Linked DNA regions of Homo sapiens: all the other regions are linked to region 2. A link is a loop called in an ENCODE intact Hi-C map of the cell type or tissue named here. Cell type or tissue: Caco-2. All regions are shown on one strand. Links, peaks and the distances in the headings refer to the core of each region. The heading gives the core; the rest is flanking DNA. Region 1 overlaps NMNAT3 (nicotinamide nucleotide adenylyltransferase 3). Region 2 overlaps NMNAT3 (nicotinamide nucleotide adenylyltransferase 3). Region 3 has its middle 81 kb from the start of NMNAT3.

The links. Hi-C counts contacts between places; a loop is a spot of excess contacts. Peaks named below come from ENCODE experiments on the same cell type or tissue, not always from the same donor. Only the 100,000 strongest peaks of a DNase experiment are listed, where the experiment ranks them.
Region 1: it touches region 2 in a loop (4-fold over the local background); 1 of 110 quality-filtered maps calls a loop at or near these places.
Region 3: a loop joins it to region 2, with 11 times the contacts of the local background. A loop is called at or near these places in 1 of 110 quality-filtered maps.

Annotation. Positions count from the first base shown.
Region 1 is chr3:139,585,671-139,592,989 of GRCh38, forward strand. All of the region lies in intron 4 of NMNAT3 (nicotinamide nucleotide adenylyltransferase 3), which reads right to left. Among named protein-coding and RNA genes, the nearest start is that of RBP1, 50 kb to the left of the region's middle. RefSeq lists an enhancer at 865-1,254. In Caco-2, for the core only: a CTCF peak has its summit at 2,967; a DNase peak (open chromatin) is centred at 2,951.
Region 2 is chr3:139,651,126-139,658,444 of GRCh38, forward strand. The region is part of intron 1 of NMNAT3 (nicotinamide nucleotide adenylyltransferase 3); the gene reads right to left. Among named protein-coding and RNA genes, the nearest start is that of NMNAT3, 23 kb to the right of the region's middle. In Caco-2, for the core only: no CTCF peak of the experiment used is centred there; DNase peaks (open chromatin) are centred at 2,706, 3,236, 3,676 and 4,066.
Region 3 is chr3:139,755,048-139,762,366 of GRCh38, forward strand. No RefSeq gene overlaps it. Among named protein-coding and RNA genes, the nearest start is that of NMNAT3, 81 kb to the left of the region's middle. In Caco-2, for the core only: no CTCF peak of the experiment used is centred there; a DNase peak (open chromatin) is centred at 3,964.

The sequences.
Region 1 (7,319 bases), core at 1,833-4,332, 66 kb before region 2:
AGTTTTTTTGGCTAATCCAGGATGGGAGTTTCAAATCTGAGCAAGGACTCATGTGTGGCTGCTTCTTCCTAGGGATATTTTATTCTTTCACTTTTCCTCTTTTGCCTCAGCACTAAAGCACTAAGGCTTCTCAGAAGTTCTCTAGGATTAGGGGGAAAAGGTGAATTAAGATCTAGTTTACCTTACCCCGGAGGGTATAGCTCCTTGTGGGTTCAGCTGAATGTAGGGGAAGTCAACTCTGAGGCTTCTCAGCTTGGAAGGGATCCAGTCTCTGAATTCTGTTCTTCCCGACTTGCATGGCTGCTGATTCAAAGCTTAAGTGAGCCGTTCTGGCAAGTGCTCAACAGGGCACCAGTGGCTCTGGTGCTCCCATAGCCTGCTAACCTCTCTGGTTCCAGGTGTTTATCTCTCAGCTTTTTAGCTTTAATAGTGAAGTTTGCTAAAGAGAAGCAGAACAGAAAACCAATACCGCATGTTCTCACTTCTAAGTGGAAGCTAATGATGAGAACTCATGATCACAAAGAAGGGACCAATACACACTGGGGTCTACTTGAGGGTGGAGGGTGGAGAGTGAGAGAAGCAGAGAAAATAACTAATGGGCACCAAGCTTAATACCTGGGTGATGAAATAATCTGTGCAATAGACCCCTGAGACATGAGTTTATCTACATAACAAACCTTCACATGTACCCTCGAACCCAAAATAAAAGTTTAAAAAAGGTGAAGTGTGGAAAACGTGCTACCCACCACTTTTTGTTGTTTTAATGGAAAAGTTGATCCTAAGAGTGTAGGCTGCCCCCCTGGAAACTGGAAGCATTTTCCTTCCATGGTAATCCTGGCAGGCCCAGGCTCTCCTTCCTGAGGGCTGAGGTACCCCCTCCTTCAAGGGGATGGCAGAACCCAGCTGAGAGCAAGGAGGTCATATTCAGTTTTTGACTCCCACAACTGGCTCTTGAAACTCATTTCAGAGGTAATGCTTGTGAAGGTTAAAGCTTTCATTTAAAAGAGCCAGGCTATATTGAGAGAGAAAAGGTTTATTTAAGTTCCAAAAGTTACTCTTAAAATAATCAAGAACCAGAAAACCCGGGGAATCAGAGTGCACAGTTTCACTAAAGCCCACAGAGCAGTAAAAAGAAAAGAAAGTGAAAATGAAAACAAAAGGCCCTTTTTGGCCTGAGGGTGAGGTGAGGTGGAAGAATGGGCAGAAGGGCAGAGAAAAGCCTGATAGACAATGTCTGTGGTGACAGTTTAGACAGGTATTAGGCCTGCTCCCTATACTCTCATACCCTGCAGAGATAAACCTAATTTGTATTGGGGTTTGGGAGGGCATAGTTAAGATGCCCAGTTAAATCTGACAATGTTAGAGCAGTGGAGTTTATATTTTGCTTCCCATCTGGAATTCTGGAAGACCACCTTGCATTGCCCTGTGCCAATACACAACGGCACTGACAGAATAGAAATGGCATGTGGCGTGTATAGCAGAGAGAGCTTCAGAACAGCCTCCTTCAGCTTTGGCAAGGTATGGCACAGATCCACAGCAATTCTAAGTCTCCTTGAGAGGAATAGTGAAGGAGGCTGAGAATTAGCAGTCAGCAGGTGCCTGGGCTACTAGCGGGTAGATACAGGGTATAGGGAGTACAGTCCAAAGCCAGGGACTATGGCATTGACAGTACCATGGGGAGCCAAGGCACAGGTCCAGACAACAGGGATATAATGCCTGAGACAAGAGAAGCTGAGGAGGCTTCAATAGTGGAGCGAGAGTGGATAGATGCCAGTGCCTAAGATTAAGGACAGATCCCTCGGCTAGAAAGTAGTGAGGGCAGCTGCCCTGTTTTGGAAGCCAGGATGCTAAGCCATCCAGGATGCTTAATGCACTCTTGGGGAGGTAGGCAGGAAAAAATGCACTTGATTAATAACTAACCTGTAAAAGACTAAGCTGAAAATTAAAAAGTTTACCACTTCAGGAATCCCTTGAAGTGACATATTTTTTCACAATTCATGGAAATGGTGGCTTAAGATCAAGTTGAATGTTATAGAAAGCAAAGTAAGTTATCTTTCTGCGCATCTGAGCTCATGTTATACATGGGACATACATGCTCCTTCTTTTTCTCTTCCTGTTTAAAAGAAATGGGGGTTGGGAGGACTAACTCCTGCTGGGTGCTGACTTTCTTGAGCAATTTACATACATTTAACCTTCACATTAATTTCTGTTTTATAGAAGAAAATGGTGGAAGGACAGGGCTCTCTCCAGGCAGCTCTGCTGGGCATGTTGGATACCCAGGTGTCACCTGTGATGGTTTAGCTCATCTTGATAGGACAGGCCCTGCATTGAGAAATCAATGCTTTTTTATAGCACCCAGGAGAGGAGAGTCAATAAAAATAACAATTTGATCTAAAACTCCTTCTTGCCCTCCAAATGGTCATAAGTCCAAGCCTTTTCCCTTCCCCACTGCTCTAGGTCACAATCCCAGTGACCCTCTCAGGCCCTCCCCCACTAGATGCAGATACTTCTCCTGTGACCCTCTGCTGCTCAGACACATCTCCATTACAGCACCTGTATGAAAATGATTCATCTGCCTGTGCCTTTCCCATGACACTGAGCGCTCCTTAAGGACGTGAACTTGTCTTTTCGTTCTGGGTAACACGACGAGCACATTAGTTAGAATGAAGATATACCATCCCTACAGACAGAATTCCTTGTTTATCTCTACCCTCTCTGAAAACTAAGAAAATGATAATAAAGGAATAAATAAAGTATGAAATCATAAGGGCAAAGAGAGTGCAAAAGGAGACAATAGTTGGGAAAATGCAAAACATTTTGGACACTGGAGAGCTGATAAAAATTGATAATAAACCAAGCAGAGTCTTCTGCATGCAGGGAAGGCAGTAAGAGGCAAGCTGTGCAGTAGCAGAGGCCCAGAGTGGCTCAGGAATCGGAGGAGCCAAGAACCTCTCCAGGTGGGGGTGCCAGAGGGCCTGAAAACAGGAGGGCCAGTTGAGAGTTTGTATGAAGAGTCCTTGGATCCACCCCAGCCTCTAATCGCCTACGTTATCCTCCCATTGTGGCAGAAGGGCGCATATCTACTTTCTGCCTGGGTTGGACCAGAGAGAACCTTTATTCTCAAATATAGGCACAGCTGAGGGAGGGGAAGTAACATCTTTAAGACAGAAGGATTAAGTATGTTTCCCAGAATGTCTCTCTGGGGAACAGACCTACCTAGGAAAAGACACCAACACCTACACACATTTGGGGGTCTTGAACCTAGGGCCTGACCATATAACCATGAGGTCTATCAGCTTTACATTCACATCCAGAGCTTCTAGCCTGCATTTAGGGCCTGATCTGCAAACATGAGTGGACAGTCTAGGAAGAGACAAATTTTGGAAAGGTGCTCACCATGAAAGACAGAGACTAAAACAGCCACCAGGAGCAAAGGAACTTGGAGGATACAAAGGCAATGCAGAAATTGTATGCAGGATTTGCAGGAATTGTATGCAGGAATTGTAAAATAGAAGAAAAGACTAGAGGTTTAATATAGGAGGTACACAGTGAACTAATAGAAATTTCTGAAAGAGAACAGGAAAACAGAAGAAATTATCAAATAAATAAGACATTCTATTTTCCCAGACTAGAAGGACATACATTTTCAGAATCAATGGTCCTCTGAGAATCAACATTTGGCATAAAAGAAGATTCACACAATGGCAAAACATTATAAGATTTTAGATGAGTAGGTTTAAAGAGAAGGTCCTGAAAGTTTCAAAAGAGAAAACCAGAGGTTTAACATACAGAACTGGAAAGCAGGATAGCATTGGATTTCTCAACAGCAAGTCTTGAATCCAGGAGACAGTGGAGTGAAGTCTTCAAAATGTTAAAGGAAAATCATTTCCAACCTTAATTCTACATTTGGCCAAACTACCAATCAATTAGAACAGGTGTCAGCAGGCTTTTTCCATTATTGGACAGATAGTAAATAGTTTAGGCTTTGCAGGCCACATACAGTTTTTATGGGCCACATACAAGCTTTGTTGCATAATTTTAAAAGCCATTTAAAAAATGTAAGCAAACCATCCCATAGCTCACAACATGAATGAAAATAGGCTATGGATCAGATTTGGCCCATGGGCTGTAGTTTACTGCCCTCTGAAGTATGGCATGAAGTTGTGTTCATACATGCTAGGTCTCAGAAAATTTACCTCCTCTATACCCTTTCTCACAAAGATGCCAGAAGACGAACTCCACCACCCAAATAAGAGAGTAAACCCAAAAGCAGAAGGCATGGGATCCAAGAAACAGGGGTTTTGAATCAGGAAACAGGCACAGAGAATCCCCAGGGAGACAGTGAAAGGCAATCCCAGGATGACAGTATAGTGGGTACAGAGAGCTGGATGTCCAGCTAGGACCTGGAGGGCTTCAGGAGGGATATGGGCAGACACAAAACGGAACAGACAGATCATCTGATGAATTTGTCTGTACTAAGAAGAGTTTTAGAGATCTTTTGGTAAAATTGGGACTGAATTAATGATAGGCATAGGAAACTAAGGCAACAAATACATGAACAATTACTAACTCTAGGAAAAAACCCAAAGTTTATATGGGAGGCAGTGGAATCATAGTGCACTGCATGGTTTTCTTGACACTATTTACATAGACATAAATGTGAACAATAATATGAATCAAACCCAAAGTTATGAGCTAATCAATTTGGGAGCATGTGGTGGAGGCGAGGTGTGAATGGGAGGGTGGAGGTGTGAGAGAGTGAAATCTTCATTTTTCCTGAAGGAAGCCAAGATATATTATCTAAATCTGAAAAAACAAGATATAACAGTATAAGCTTGTTATTTAGAAATGGGGAGTCAAGTACCAGAGAAAACATCTGAAAGAGTCATAAGTGATTGCTCTGGGAACCAGGAATCAGAAATGAGGATGGAACAAATAACACTATAAGCCTTAGAGTAACAACTTTTATTATCTAATAAATTTATAAATATGATATATAAAATAAGCTTAAAAATTAATGCGTGCTGTAGAAATATTACAGTCTACTGAAAAGTGTGAAGGATAAAAAGTTAATAAAACGTATCTAAGATGTTAATATGGTTTATATTATAGTTCATTTTGTATTTTTTTATACTTTTCTTCAAACCACGTAAATTCACTTTTAATTCTTCTTTATTTAGATTATATCATAAGGGTTTTTCTTGGTCATTAGCACTCTTGAAAACATCACTTTTAATAGCTGCATAATGATATAGATTAAAAATATATAAAAAAAGAATTTACTCAGAGGAGGAGCCAAGATGGCCGAATAGGAACAGCTCCGGTCTACAGCTCCCAGTGAGAGCGACACAGAAGACGGGTGATTTCTGCATTTCCATCTGAGGTACCGGGTTCATCTCACTAGGGAGTGCCAGACAGTGGGCGCAGGCCAGTGTGTGTGCGCACCGTGCGCGAGCCGAAGCAGGGCGAGGCATTGCCTCACCTGGGAAGCGCAAGGGGTCAGGGAGTTCCCTTTCCGAGTCAAAGAAAGGGGTGACGGACGCACCTGGAAAATCGGGTCACTCCCACCCGAATATTGCGCTTTTCAGACCGGCTTAAGAAACGGCGCACGACGAGACTATATCCCACACCTGGCTCAGAGGGTCCTACGCCCACGGAATCGCGCTGATTGCTAGCACAGCAGTCTGAGATCAAACTGCAAGGCGGCAACGAGGCTCGGGAAGGGGCGCCCGCCATTGCCCAGGCTTGCTTAGGTAAACAAAGCAGCCGGGAAGCTCGAACTGGGTGGAGCCCACCACAGCTCAAGGAGGCCTGCCTGCCTCTGTAGGCTCCACCTCTGGGGGCAGGGTACAGACAAACAAAAAGACAGCAGTAACCTCTGCAGACTTAAATGTCCCTGTCTGACAGCTTTGAAGAGAGCAGTGGTTCTCCCACCACGCAGCTGGAGATCTGAGAACGGGCAGACTGCCTCCTTAAGTGGGTCCCTGACCCCTGACCCCCGAGCAGCCTAACTGGGAGGCACCCCCCAGCAGGGGCAGACTGACACCTCACAAGGCCGGGTACTCCAACAGACCTGCAGCTGAGGGTCCTGTCTGTTAGAAGGAAAACTAACAAACAGAAAGGACATCCACACCAAAAACCCATCTGTACTTCACCATCATCAAAGACCAAAAGTAGATAAAACCACAAAGATGGGGAAAAAACAGAGCAGAAAAACTGGAAACTCTAAAAATCAGAGCGCCTCTCCTCCTCCAAAGGAACGCAGTTCCTCACCAGCAATGGAACAAAGCTGGATGGAGAATGACTTTGACGAGCTGAGAGAAGAAGGCTTCAGACAATCAAATTACTCCAAGCTACGGGAGGAAATTCAAACCAAAGGCAAAGAAGTTGAAAACTTTGAAAAAAATTTAGAAGAATGTATAACTAGACTAACCAATACAGAGAAGTGCTTAAAGGAGCTGATGGAGCTGAAAACCAAGGCTCGAGAACTATGTGAAGAATGCAGAAGCCTCAGGAGCCGATGCGATCAAGTGGAAGAAAGGGTATCAGCGATGGAAGATGAAATGAATGAAATGAAGTGAGAAGGGAAGTTTAGAGAAAAAAGAATAAAAAGAAATGAGCAAAGTGTCCAAGAAATATGGGACTATGTGAAAAGACCAAATCTACGTCTGATTGGTGTACCTGAAAGTGACGGGGAGAATGGAACCAAGTTGGAAAACACTCTGCAGGATATTATCCAGGAGAACTTCCCCAATCTAGCAAGGCAGGCCAACATTCAAATTCAGGAAATACAGAGAACTCCACAAAGATACTCCTCGAGAAGAGCAACTCCAAGACACATAATTGTCAGATTCACCAAAGTTGAAATGAAGGAAAAAATGTTAAGGGCAGCCAGAGAGAAAGGTTGGGTTACCCTCAAAGGGAAGCCCATCAGACTAACAGCAGATCTCTCAGCAGAAACTCTACAAGCCAGAAGAGAGTGGGGGCCAATATTCAACATTCTTAAAGAAAAGAATTTTCAACCCAGAATTTCATATCCAGCCAAACTAAGCTTCATAAGTGAAGGAGAAATAAAATCCTTTACAGACAAGCAAATGCTGAGAGATTTTGTCACTACCAGGCCTGCCCTAAAAGAGCTCCTGAAGGAAGCACTAAACATGGAAAGGAACAACGGGTACCAGCCACTGCAAAATCATGCCAAAATATAAAGACCATTGAGACTAGGAGGAAACTGCATCAACTAACGAGCAAAATAACCAGCTAACATCATAATGACAGGATCAAATTCACACATAACAATATTAACTTTAAATGTAAAT
Region 2 (7,319 bases), core at 2,463-4,962:
ATGACATGTTAACCATAATTTTTGTAAGAATTGGTAAGAAGTAAGAGACCCACTCAGGCCTGTTTGTGTGAAGAACTTTGGTAGAAAGTATAATATATAAATACCCGCACAGCATAAAAACTCATGGATTAGAGACTAAATAATGGCTTCCATTATATGATTTTCATTTTAAGTTTCCCAAGTCTCCATTTTTTTTTGCAAAGTAGTTTCTGTATTAGGCCTTAGCTCAAGAAGGTACATTTCTAACTAATCTGAATGGAAAAATAACAGACTAAAAACTCCACCAATGATTCCATATATATTCATGCCAAATGATTCAAAAGCTAGAGGTTATTCTGAGAGGGGAAGGCTGCCTAACATCTGTGATACTAAGAGAAGAGAAGCTATGCTTTATCTGCAGACAATACTGCTGACCCACTGCCAATGACTTTGAACTGCCTCTCCATCAGACATGATGAGATTCCAGAATCCTGAAAACCAAAGGGTGTATCTCAAAGGTAGCTGCTGGAATTAAGGTGGCCCACATCTGTGGTACAGCTCAGGCTGTGTGCAGAGCTGGCAGGTCTGAGGGCAGAGCGAATCCCTAGACTCCTGGTCTCAGGGTCCCAGGCTCCGGGCAAGGGTGCAAAATGGCCTCCTTAATTACTTCCCCTACCCTATCCCACCCCCTTAATGGCCTATTAAAGCTTCTCCCAGCCATAACTCAGTGCTCCTGCTCCAACCATTTCCTGCCTTCTCTGCTATTCCAAAGTCAGTGTTCCTCTGAATGCTCCATGCTCCCTGCCCTGGAGGAGGGAAACTGACAGCCTGGGGACCTAAGTCCTCCCTTCCTCACTGAGCAGCATATCTGGAGCCCACTCCTTGATCTGTGTCCAGCCCTCACTGTTCCACCCAGCTTCAGGCCTGCCAGAGAAAATTCTAGGCCCTTGTCTAGAGGCCCCCAAAGCCTAGGCTGGAGGTGATGCTGGGAGGAAGCCATGCCTGGGGAAGACCATCGTGCCCTGAGTCCTACCCTCAGCCAGCCAGTGCCCAGGCCTGGCATGGCATTCCAGAAGATTCACAGCTTCACTGCCCTGCAGCAGCCCGGGGCTGTAATGTCCCCTTACATTTTGTGGGTACCCAGATGATCAACATCACTGTGTGTAAGGGGACTCAGAAGTGAGGTTAAATGGCTCCGGGTGAACAATCCAAGGAAAGATAAAGAATAAGCATTTGCACTGACTAATATTTCCAACCATTTAAGGGGCACACATATTTCAATTAGATGCTATTACTCCACCTTTGCAGATGAGGAAACTGGGACTTAGAGAACTGAACTTGTTTGCCCAAGATTGCACAGCAAGGAGGAGTGAGCTGAGATGAGATTCGACCCCACCCTGCCAGGTGTTCCAGGTGTCTCTGCTGAGCTGTGTAGCATGGCCCCTCAGGACCTGGGTATGAGCAAGAGCAGCCTATGGGGGGCAACAGCACTTCTCAGTGGGCCCAAGAGAGGCCCTTGTGAGGACTTTACTACATTGACTCCCTGGTTCCCAACAGCAATGTTTTTAAGTGAAATTGCAAAATTTTCAAAACCAAATTACATCCACTTTAATTTTGAAAGCAAAAGCAAACAGATGTCCTGCAGCCTCTTCCCCTGGGAGAGGGTATTGAGATCCAATAAACCACGCATCTTCTCTTCCTCGAGAGAAGCTGGGAATCACCACAGAACCAAATGCAGCTCTGCCTCTGTGAGAGCAAACAGTTTTGGCTGTACTTCTAGAAGTCCAGAAGCAAAAGTGACCAGAGAAAAGCAGGTATGCGCCTCACCAGTGAGAGGCACATTCACCTAAGAGAGGATTAAAAAGATTCAAAGTACAAAATGGGTTTCATGATAAGTATTTTACTCTCATTTTATTGAAATAATGGAGTTAAAATGTTAAAGGAAAGGATAGATTGGCAGCGGGGGCAGGGGTGTTGGTGGTGCCATAAGTTGCAGTTTATGGAGTCATTGCTTCATAAATGTCACTGTATTGGTGTTATTCTATCATTTTCTGTGCCTACTCCATTTTATAAAATTACTTATGTTTGGATTAAATGGCTCCTAAGAGGTCATCCTGTAAATAACATGGGACTAAGGTGTGTGTGTGTTTCTTAATTCAAATGCAAAATATCTTACACCTCTCAATGTGCCATGGAATAATGCAAAAGGTGATATTGTTAAAACCCCCATAATTTAAAAAAAAACTGTTCTATTTAAAAATAATGGAAATCAGGAGTTATAAAATGCTTATGTGAGTTGAAGCCATTATTTTCTGAGCAATCAAACAGATCATTTATCAGCAAAACCTACTCTTTCCTTTTATACTCATAGCTCATTAGTTTATATAATATTTAATAAAGTTATTTGACTATATTAGCAAATACAGCCAGCACTGACACTTTTGGAAACAAACAGCTGACTGCTAAGTGTAGTAGCCACGTGTTGGGGTCAGGAGGATGCCCGAGAGGGCTCAGTTTGTTGCCTTCAAGGTCTCTGTGCCTAGCTCTGTCCCAGCTGGGGCATAAGCCAGGTTTACGAAATTCTGGCTGAATGGATAAATGAGCTTCCCCACAGCCCCACCCTATTCCAGCCCCAGAAACTCCTCAAGCAAACCGTAGCTGCCTAGACTTTCTTCCCCTACTTCCATTCACTCACTGCTTGAGTCACAGTCAGCAACACGTTGTAACTCGAACCTGGGGCGTGGCAGCATTTCAGAGCAAGGTAGAAGGGACCAGAGACATTTTCTAGTTTAGCCTCATCATTCCGTAGATCAGCAGGTTGGAGACAAGCTATGAGATCTGGTCAAGGGCAAATAGTGCCCTCTGACCAGCGCTTCTGCTCCCCCCTCTTGTCCCTCAGTGTCCAGGAGCTAGTAGAGTACAGAGCACACACAGTCTTACACTGGGACAGCTCCCAAAACCATCATGCTCACTATGTCTTATGAATGGGATCCTTCAGGCAGGATTCGCACTTAGCTCCCCTTTACTTCCCTGTGGATAGGAGCATGAGAGGTACCTGATTAGCTGAAAAGCTAAGCATTTGGCAATTAATCTGCAGATAAAAATAAAGTCAACTTCAAACCAGGGGTCTGATTTAAATGTAAACAGTGTGTCCCTACTGATCCATGAGCCTGGAACTGACTCAGAATAAGGATGGTGATGAAAAACTAAGCCACTGGCAGACATGCCCATTCACTAGCAGGCCTGTGGGCCCACCAGGGAGAGAGAGAGCCAGACGCTGGGTTACAAAGCAAGGGCAAAAGTAAGAAAACTTGCTTTCTGAGCTCACAACTGATTCATTAATGAAACTGACCTCCTTCAGATGCCGAAAGCATTTGTGTGCCCTTCAGTACTTATAACAATATCACAAAAATAAGATGCAAAGCAGCAAACACATTGCTGTCCTGATTATGGTACAGAGGCAAAACTATTATGTTTCTAGGGCCAATTTTGCCTTTGATGTGAAAAATGGGCAGGACTAACTCATGATCCAACCTAAGCCTATCACAAAAATGAACACAGACACAGAGGACCCAAGCAGCCCAACTGGCTGTGGAATGCATTATAGGATTTATGTTATCAATGACTCTATGTCATAACTGTGCTTTTCAAAGACAAACTTTAAAATGGTTCCAAAGTCCTTGACTGCCATTAATAATCCCTTCATTCAGCAAACATCAAACAGCAGCTATGAGTCAGGCAGTATGCCAGAACAAGGGAGACAAAGACACACCACAGTCATGCTTAGATGCTCACCTGCCTGTGCTGGTGGGAGGTAGAAAGGCTAAGGACGGTCACAGCCCAGGGTGGTAAGAGCTGGCACAAATGGAAACACAGGGAGCCTAGGTGGGCAGAGGAGAGCCCTAGGCTCGGTCAGGTTAAGAGGGGGATGCTAAGAAGAAGTAACAGATGTTTTGAGTTTTGAAGGATGACTACGAGTTAGGCAGGTAAATGAGTTGGGAAGAGAAAACAGCATTTGCAAAGGCCTTGGAATGTGAGAGGCCATGGAGCATGCTGAGGCAGTAGCAGGGTCAACAGAGTGGCTAAGGTGCATGGGAGGCCTGCGCCAGCCTGCCAAGGGCCTTATGCTCTATGTTGACAAGGTCAAACTTGATCCTGACGGTGGTGGCTGGTAAGCCTCTGCGTGGTTTTATGCAAGAGAGTGATCAGTCTATAAGTGATTACCTGAGGGTCCCCTGAACAAGCTGAGCAGCTCTCAGGGATGCTTTCCTTTATTCACTGCTCCTGAGACAACAGCAACGTAAAAGCCTCATTAGCAGGCAGGTCTCCAACTAACAAGTAAGTCTGCCTTCCCTTCCATAATGCCCTCTCTTTGAGGCCACAGCTACTTTCAATTGCATTCTAATTTCAAGAAGTGATAAACATATGCTTATGTTTCCATTTACAAGGTTTTGATTATCAGCCTGGCATTGTAGCTGCAAATTACCCATTTTCTATTATAATTATTTTTACTTCTCTAGATGAAGAAGAAGCATTTCTAAATTACTAAAGTGCCCGAGCCACAGAAGGAGGGAAGTAGTAAGCACTGCTGCATCTTTTGCCAATGGCAATATAATAGCAAGAGTTTGAAAACTAAAATGTAAGCTTATGGGATGTGTTAGACCAGTCCTTCCAGATGGGCACATTTGCTCATTGTGATTATTTACCTAAAACCTGGCTGGATTGCAGCAAACCAGAGGTGAGCTGAGCTGGTAGCAGAATTGCTGCTTTTGAGGGTTTTCCAAGAGTAGCTCCTTGAAAACTGGGCTGCTTTATGTGACTGGCCATCCCCTCACACTCTTCGGCTCTAAATCTTGCTTTTTCTGCTTCTAGCAGGAATTTTAAAAGATTAGAATGTCACTAACTCAGATGCATCCAAGCAACTACAATGTTTGGTAATATGACTGGAATCCAGCCATGCTAACTTGCATCACAATCTCTCCTAAACAAGACTGTCTGGCTGCCTTTCTGCCCTGGTTAGGGATGGCTGGGGATGGAGTTGAGGACAAACCCTGGTAATTAATGAATAGGACGCAATGAATTCAGGTCACTGGCTGAAGTGGAAAGGATTCTATCATGCAGAGTTGCAGACCTATTGGCAGCTTAATGTCCCATTTAATTGGCATGTAGCATTAATTGACAGAGTAGCATGTAAATGAGATCACAACCATGGTTTTGAAGGTCCTATTGGTGGCTTCATTTCTAAAGTGCAGCTTGAATGAGCTTAACAGTTTTGTTATTGTGATGACCATCCAAATTCTTAACATCTTCCATGTGTGACTGCTCAGTCCTGGGGAAAGAGGCATGGAGAATATACTCTGCTCTCACGGAACTCATTTTAACGGGGCAGTCAAATATGGAAAAACAAGCAGCTACTTAAATACTCAAAATGCCAGCACTTTGGGAGGCTGAGGCAGGCAGATTGCTTGAGGTTAGGAGTTTGAGACCAGCCTGGGCAACACAGTAAGACCCCCATATCTACAAAACTGTTTTTTAAAAATAGCTGGATGTAGTGGTGCATGCTTGTAGTCCCAGCTAGTTGGGAGGCTGAAATGGGAGGATCTCTTGAGCCCACGAGGTTGAGGTTGCAGTGAGCCATGGTTGTGCCACTGCACTCCAGTCTGGGTGACAGAGTGAGACCCTGTCTCTAAAAACAAACAAAGACCAAAATGCTATTTGTGGTAGAAAACAGGAATTCCAAATCTTATTATTTTCACATTTTGAACCTTCATGGATGACAATAATAAATCAAGCATAACAAATCACTAGTAACTAAAAGTTAATATACTATTTACTAGGTGATTTTTAGGCCTACTAACTCATATTTTGGCAGTACCTATACTGTACCTGTAACTACACTTTTATCTTTAATATTTGCAGATACTGCAGACATTTGCAGAGAAGTGCTATCATCTTCTTTCTGATGGGGACACAGAAACTCCGGGCTCCATCCCAAGTTGTGGTACTAGGAAATACAGGCAAGTTCAAGCTCCTGTAGTGAAGGGCCGGCCAGGCCATTTCACTTCCCACTGCCTTTAGAGGGGCAGAAACTAACAGGAGCCCTGACTGAGCCCATTCGGTCCCTCCATCCAAGCCACAAGATCTTTGGTATTCAAGATGGGCTCATTCATTTTTGTAGGAAATAAATGTAATCAGCATATTAACTATCCTTTAGACATCAATTATAACTTCTTCCCTCAAGAGTAAATTGTTCTTCTTCCTGTGTATCTCAAGATCTTTGCCCAAGCAAAGGAAGGAAAAACAGGTTAGTGCGCAGGTGTCAGAAATTACTCTTTCTTCTCTAGCGAAGGCAATGGGGCCTCCACTCAAGGTTCAACAGAGGTGCATCTTAGGAGGTGTGTAGTGGGGTGTGTGCTGTGGCTGTTGCTGGTATGTGTTGCAGCGGTTGTCATACAGAAGCATATGCTGTGGTGGGGTGCTGTGGGGTCTTCTGTGGTGGGGAGTCTGCCATGGAGGGGTTTGATGCAGGATAGGCCTATAGGTGTCTCATGGGGAAGTGTGACATGAAGGTTGGGTGAGGGTCGGTGACAGGAGAGCCATGCTGCACAATGTGTTGTGGAAGTCATGTTGTGGGGGATGGATCATAGGGGTATGGTATGGAGGATATAGCATGGGAATGTGCCATGAGGGTACATTGTTGGGGGTTTTGCTGTGGGGGGTATCATGGTGGGTGTGGTGTGGTGGTGCTGTGGGAGTGTGTCATGGGGTGCAATGGGCATGCTGTGGAGATATGTCATGAGTGTGCTCTGGGGCTCCCTAAAGAGCTCCCTCCTACCAGGCCTGAGAATGCCATTCTTGCCCATTGGACCTGCCCAATCCCCAAAATGGTAAGTGCATGCCCCAGGAACCCCAACACACTCTACCCCCAGCCTTAACATTCTCTGGTCTCAGGGTAGCCAGTGGACATCAGGGGTGGCGTGTTTTGGGGTTCTGCTGGTTGAAGGAGCTCGGGAAGCACCCCTCTCTGTGGTAAGGCTCAGGTAGTATTTGCAGGCCACATCTAACCTAGCTTCTACAGCGCTCCTTTCCCAGAGCTCACTGCCCAGCTAACCCACCCTGGGACTCCCCAAGATACAGCACAAGTGAAAGGAAGGAAGTACCCTTGGCATTCTCCCCCTGCAGTGGGGCCCAGCACTGAAGAGTCTAGGCTCAGAGTCCTGTCTCCCAGTGCAGCAGCTTCTCTTAAGGACCCTGCCCTCGCGATCCCAGCTCATTGCTCCAAGCCTTCTGCCCATTTGACTTCTGTGAGGAGCCATCCCCTATCAAGACCCTCTGGGGTG
Region 3 (7,319 bases), core at 2,946-5,445, 100 kb after region 2:
CTAAACCATCCTTTCGTGATGACAAATGGGGTGGAGGAGGGAACATCCTTAGGGGGGTCTAGATATATTACCTTGCCTTAGAATGAAAGTTCCTCCCCATTCCTAGGTGAGAGTATATTTCAACATTTGAAATTTCCAACAGGTCATGTTAAAAGGCCTTGGTGTCTACAGGCCAAATATCTACAGTCCGATATGTGGTAGAAGGAGTATGGCAGATGTCTAATCCATCCTCATATACTCAGAACCTAGTCCCGGCCCTGGCACACACCACAGTAGATACTCAATAAATATTGTAGGAATGGTATGCCACTTGCAAGAACAATGGCACAATGGCAAGACCACTTGGCCAAACAATTATTATTGGGTGCCTGCCTGGTGCCAGGTACAGGGCTAAAACTGTGAGTAAAAACAAACTGTCCATACTTCTAGGCAGTTTACAGCTCAGAGGAGGCAGGCAGTAGGAAAATCATCATACATATCATCACCCAAGTGTGTTTTTTCATGGTGGGGCCTAGTCTGGTATGGGGAGGAGGTATCATGGAAGGCCCCTGAAAGGAGATATGAAGTAGGAATGAACTGGGTTGAGAGTGGGGTCAGAGTTTTCCCTGCAGAGGAAACAGCTTCTGTGAGGGCCTTGATGTGGAAGTTAGTGAGGCTCTCTTAAGTTCCTTGTGATGGGAGCACAGACAGCGAAGGAGAGAGTGGGGTAAAGATGTAGGGGGGTGGCCTTGAAGGTCATGGGTTAGGAGTTTGGCCTTGACTGTAGGAACCACTGGCAGCCAGTTCTGTTGTTGAGGCATTCCTTGGGACTAGACTGTTTTCACTACAGCCCTCACTCTCCTTGTGCATGAGTCTTAATGGTCTATTTCTTTCTTTTTTTTTTTTTTCGAGATGGAGTCTCGCTCTGTCACCCAGGCTGGAGTGCAGTGGTGCGATCTCGGCTCACTGCAAGCTCCACCTCCCGGGTTCACGCCATTCTCCTGCCTCAGCCTCGGGAGTAGCTGGGACTACAGGCACCCACCACCGCGCCCGGCTAATTTTTTGTATTTTTTAGTGGAGACAGGGTTTCACCTGCTAGCCAGGATGGTCTCGATCTCCTGACCTCGTGATCCACCTGCCTAGGCCTCCCAAAGTGCTGGGATTACAGGCGTCAGCCACTGCGCTGGGCTAATGGTCTATTTCTAAAAAAGTCTCCTCTCCTCTCCCCCTAGGCTATCTTGTGCACTCTCAAGTTTTAGAGCCATTGACTTAATAAATATGAAGTTGCAAAATTAACCTGATTGAGCCTAGTTAATTTTTCTTAGGCTCCATCCAGGGAACTTCCAAATGAATACTGCACTCACACCCATCTCCCAGTGAGCAGATGAGAGGATGAGGGTGACCTCCTGGGCAGGGATGAGGGCAACTTGCTGAAGAAAGGGGCAGCGGGAGCCACTTGCAGCCAACACTCAGCAGCTTTCACATGGGAGCTCCTCCCACCTCCTGGAGCTAATTTGAACCCCATTTTACAGAGCCAGACAAAGTTGTTTTGTGCTGGTGCCCTTCGTACTCAATATCCTGATCTCCTCAGAATGGAAGGACCCCTTCCTCTTTGGGATCACACTCCCCACTCAGGACAGTGCTGGGATAAGAGCTGTCACCCCTCAAGAAGGCTCCTTCTTCAATCCTGAGAACTGCCCTGGGACTTCTCAGCATCTGGGTTTCTGTTAAGGAAGAGTTCTAGCAGCCACTGCAGCCACATGAAAGGAGATTCTCCAAGGGGCATCTGGGGTTTCCAACACATAATACACACTGGAGAGGCCCACTGCCTCTGCCCAATATCAGAAAAGGCCTCAGAATTCGGAGGCACGAGCCTTGAGCTCTAGTCTTGGCTTGCTTGTTAACCTCCTGGGTGAGACCTTGGTTGCTTGAGTTGCTGTGCCTGTTTCTTCTATGGTTGAAGGCCTAGTGATAGCATTTTCATTTTGTGTAACATTTCTGATTGTTTGGCTCTGCCTTTTTGAAACTGCATTTCTTGGCTTAGCTGAAAATAACTCCATGGCCTATTAATGGTGCCTACCATGGTTAAGAAAGGAGGTTCATGTCTAATGATTATATTCTTGGCTGGATGGTCTTGAAAGTCTCTTCCAGCCAAGGCGTATGGAGAACTCTTCATGGAAATTTCCCTGACTTTGCCAAAACTCATTCTTCTTCCCTTTCTTTCAGTTTATGAAGATTTTTCTCCTCCATTCAGGCCCATTGGTAGGTACAAAATACTGCCTAATGGTAGTTCTGTTTTTATTTTGATGTGTAGGTATTATTGGACTTTTCTATTTTTATGTAATTTTAAAATTTAACCACTTGACTTCTTAAGTAGGTCATAAGTTCTTCGAGGGCAAGTTCTCTGGCCACCCTGCATCACCTGGAGTGGCTTCCTGCACAGACTGTAGTTAATACATGCCAGTTTAAGAGGATGAGGAAAGGCCTCTGGTTTTAGTTTTATCTGTCTATGGGTAATTGTGAAGTTCTTGGCACTCAATTGGTTCTTGTCTGCAAACATTTTTATCATTGTTATTAATTATATTATTATTAATATTTAATTAATATCATTATAACTATATTATTAATATTTAATATATTATTAATATCTAATTATTAATTGTATTATTAATAATTAATAATAATAGGTAGGGGAATGTGAAGGGAATGTGCAGGGAATGCAAGGAATGCCAGCAATGTAACCCCCAGAGCACTGGGCCATGTGGACTGAACAGGCTTCAGAGATAGCCAAACAAGCACCATTATCTGTAAGTTAGGCCTTACCTTCCAAGCTGTGATGGAGTGAACCATGTAATTAATAATTATTATTAATAATAAGTAATATTAATAATAATTATTATTAATAATAAGTAATATTAATAATAATTATTATTAATAATTAATAATAATAATTATTAATAAACACTTTTAATGGATGCTCTTGGTACTCTGCCAAGATACCCCTGTCTACTCATATAAGGGCCTTTTCAGCACATCTTGTACCATAGTCTTTCTTGATTCTTGAGATGACCCAGGAAGTTCAATATTTCTGCATCTTCCAACTTGAACTTCCCAGGAAGCCTTCTCTATGTAGAACTAGCTCCCAAATTGTTGGTCATAACTTAGATTACCATAGTTATTTCCCCAAATACGGTCACGGTTGTACATTTTCTGAGTGACAGATTAGGACTCATGGCAAACCTGGGGCAGAGTATTTTAAATTAAGACTTCAGAGAAATCCAAGGTGTACGGTCATGATGAGATCTGCTCCAGGGCGTGGATAAGCCAATGATCAGGCAGGTTCCACTGGGGGTTCCCTAAAGAAGTGATGAGTGGCTGGGTGTGGTGGCTCACATCTGTAATTCCAGCACTTTAGGAGGCCGAGGCGGGTGGATCACCTGAGGTCAGGAGTTCGAGACCAGCCTGGCAAACATGGTGGAACCCTGTCTCTATTAAAAATACAAAAAATTAGTCGGCTGTGGTGGCACGTACCTATAATCCCAGCTACTCAGGAGGCTGAGGTAGGAGAATTCCTTGAACCCAGGAGGTGGAGGTTGCAGTGAGCCAAGATTGGGCCACTGCACTCCAGCCTGGGCAGCAGAGTGAGATTCGATCTAAACAAAAAAAAAGAAGAAGTGATGGGTCTCTAGCTGTGGTCAGGCACCTGGGATTAATTTCTGGGTGAGGAGGGGTTTTCTGAGTCCCTCAGGAAGCTTTCCTAGCTGGTTTTGTCTACAGTCACACCCCTCTGTGCTTGCCCCATCACACTGCTGACAAAGCCCTTGATTCTGAGTGATGGCACTCCACGGTTCCCTCCATCACAGGTTGGAAGATAAGGCCTGACTTATAGATAATGGCACTTGTTTTGCTCTCTCTGAAGCCTGTTCAGTCCACATGGCCCAGTGCTCTGGGGGTTACATTGCTGGCAGTCCTTGCATTCCCTGCACATTCCCCTACAGTGGACTCAGGAGTAAGAATGGCACATGGAATGCAGGCAGACACTTGGTCCTATTCTCCCGCCTGAGTTTGCAGCAGCTGCTCTCTAATTAAGCATCCTGGTTCAGACAAGGCCACTGACCCTCAGTTCACCTAAGGAAATCCACTTCTTGAGGAATGCTGGGGATTTCACACAAGACCTCATGTGGCTTCCCAGGGGCATTTCACGTTTTAGAAACTTTTTATGATCACACACCGGTAGCATTGAGTATTGAAGGCAGCTATACCTGCTGAACCCCAAAGCAGGGAGGGAAAATGACTGTTTACCCATCATTTGCACTGTGGCAGGCTTCAGGAAATGCTTTCTTGTCCAAGGGTGGGTCACTGGACTCCCCTTGGGGGGTTGTCATGACTTCCCCTATCACAACTTACTTCTTCAGACTCAGTCCCCAGGGGCCCTTCCTCCCCAGTCTGAGATGCCCTACAACAAGGGTCAGCAAACTATGGTCCCTGAGCCAAATGTGACCCGCAGTCTGTTTTTGTGGATAAAGTTTTACTAGAACACAGCCATGCCCATTTGAGTATTATCTATGGCTACTTTCAAGCTGGAATAGCAGAGGTGAATAGTTGCAACAGATACTGTATGGCCTGCCAAACCTAAAATATTTGTTATTTGGCTCTTTACAAGACAAAGTTTGTTGACCTCTGCCCTATATTATCTAAGCAGACTCAGTCCCAGAGCCTGCGCTAGGACTTGGATAGAAAGAGAATTGATTCAGGGAGAGACTAGGCCAGAGCTTTCTTTCCTACTAGAGGTGTATGATGTTTCTCCTGGGAAATATCATACATATATGGTGGAGGGAAATGTGAGACATAATGTAGGGTTCCCAAGTCATGCTCTCTTGAACCCTAGTTCTGTATGAGGTAACCAGTAAAGAGTTCAGAAGTCAAAGATGTTTGTGAAACATATGTCTCAAACTTTTCTTGAAGATTCACAACATATATCAGTATATTAAAGACTCTGAGAAGTCTCGTGGGTAACAAACCTATTAACTTTGTTTTACAAAGTTCTTCTAATGCAAATTGATCCCAAAGTTTTATTTTTTACATATGCATGCCAATCATAGCCCACAAAATCTAGAAATAAATTTGAGAAACAATAGTCTAAGATAAAAAGTTAATTTCGTGGATTTTAGAAATTACTTATTTGTTAATTCCAGAGCACTCTCACTTAGTTCTAGAAGAGGGTGGCAAGACCACTGATGCAGCCTTTCCCTACACAAAGCCACCTTTGTGAGTGTTGCAGAACCTGGGGTGACAAGAGTTCTCTTTCCTTTCTCTTAATGACTCCTGGGCCAGCAAGTTAGGGAGAAACCGAAACATCAGCATTATGGGTGTTAAGGTTGGAGAGCAGAGAGAAAAGGCCTGCATCTGAGGTCATTTGGGGCCTTTCTGCTCCTCATCCTCTCTGAACTGTGCTGACGTTGGCACAAGCCATGGGAGAGAGGCCTGCCTTGATAGGATCACCTTGTAGTCTTAGGCATGGAGAAGGACAGGCATCTTGAGGTCAGGCAGTCTCACTTGACAGAGTCCCGGAGACTAGCTTGACTTGTGCACACGCCCAGCTCCTTCCTGCCAGTCTCTCCTATCTCACACACTGTCATGAGTGACTGGGAAATGGAGGAAAGGATGTATGCTCCTAACTGGTACTTCTAGGGGGAGTTTGGGACTGAAGATTCCTATTGTGGGCCAAGGCTTGTTAACACAGAGAAAGGTAGGGAATAGTGTCCCCTACACTGAGAGCTAATGGATACAGAGAGCCTCTCAAGAAGCTTTCTGTTTAATGGGTGGGAAGGCTCATAAGCCATCGCAATTCACTGTCTTGGCTGCCAGGTCCTGCTGTGTGATGTGGCCCTGGAGGCCTTTAAAGATCCTGAGTCGGTGAGGAAAGAGCCAGGCACATCACAAGACAGACTGGGTGAGGTTGGAAAGTGATGGGACCCTTCTGAGACATCTGAACAGGGGCCAGAGAAGGCATTTTGGTGCAGTCCACCACTGTGGGTTCAGGCCTTGTCTCTCAGGAGATTAGATAGATGTACAGGTGGATGCAATGGAAGACACAGGCAGATCTGTGAAGCAGAATTAAGCCCATCATGGAAATGAGCAGAATACCTAACAAGTAATTTAAAAAATCTGAATGAAGCAGCAGTCAGAACCTATTTTATCTGAATCAGAATAATAAGACTTTAAAAAAGGATAATAGTCAAATGATGGAAAGACCATAGGAGGTTGGCCTAGCCCACATTGCTGATGGGAATGAACATTGCTGCGACATTTCTGTATGCCACAAGAGCCTTCAAAATGCTGCTACCCTTTGACAAGACGGTTTCATTTCTAGAAATCTAAGTGAATGATCAGAGATGGGGAAGAAAAAAGCTTTATGAAGAAAGATGTTTGTGAAATACAATTTATAATATCAAAATATTGGAAGACTTCTAAATGTTCAACAATAGGGGAAGGATTAAATGGATTGGCACTTGGATACAATGGGATATTTTACAGACTAAAAATCATGCTCATAAACATATTTTTAATGACCTTAAATTTTTTGATATAGCATTAAATAAAAAAGAAAAATGCAAACTGTAGAAAATTATCTTAACCATTTATATATATATATAACATGATAGATAACAAAATGTGAAAAATATTTATGAATGATGGAATTATGAATAATTTATGTTGTTTTCTTTTATGTATTTTCTAAATTTTCCACAATGATCATGTAGTATGTTTATAACCAGAATATTTGAGCAAATTCTTTAGAAGTTCAGAGACGGGACCGGGCACAGTGGCTCACCCCTGTAATCTCAACACTTCGGGAGCAGAGGCAGATGGATCATGAGGTCAAGAGATCAAGACTATCCCGGGCAACATGGTGAAACCCCATCTCTACTAAAAATACAAAAATTAGCTGGGTGTGGTGGCATGTGCCTGTCGTCCCAGCTACTTGGGAGGATGAGGCTGGAGAATCGCTTGAACCTGGGAGGTGGAGGTTGCAGTGAGCCAAGGTCACGCTACTGCACTCCAGCCTGGCGACAGAGTGAGACTTCATCTCAAAGAAAAGAAAAGTTCAGAGATAGGAGAAAACACTGTCCAGAAATAATAATAAAATGCTTCTTGGAAGAGCTCAGAGTTGAGAAAGACCCTATTTGAAACGGCCAGTGCTGCTGCATGAGGTAGACCTGTTAAGTCTTACTATTTCTACTTGACAGCTGGGGAGCCTGACATTTCTAGGGAAATTCCTTGCTCAAGGTTATGCAGCCTGAGTTAGTAGTCAGGAGGAGAACTCACCTTCCGATTCC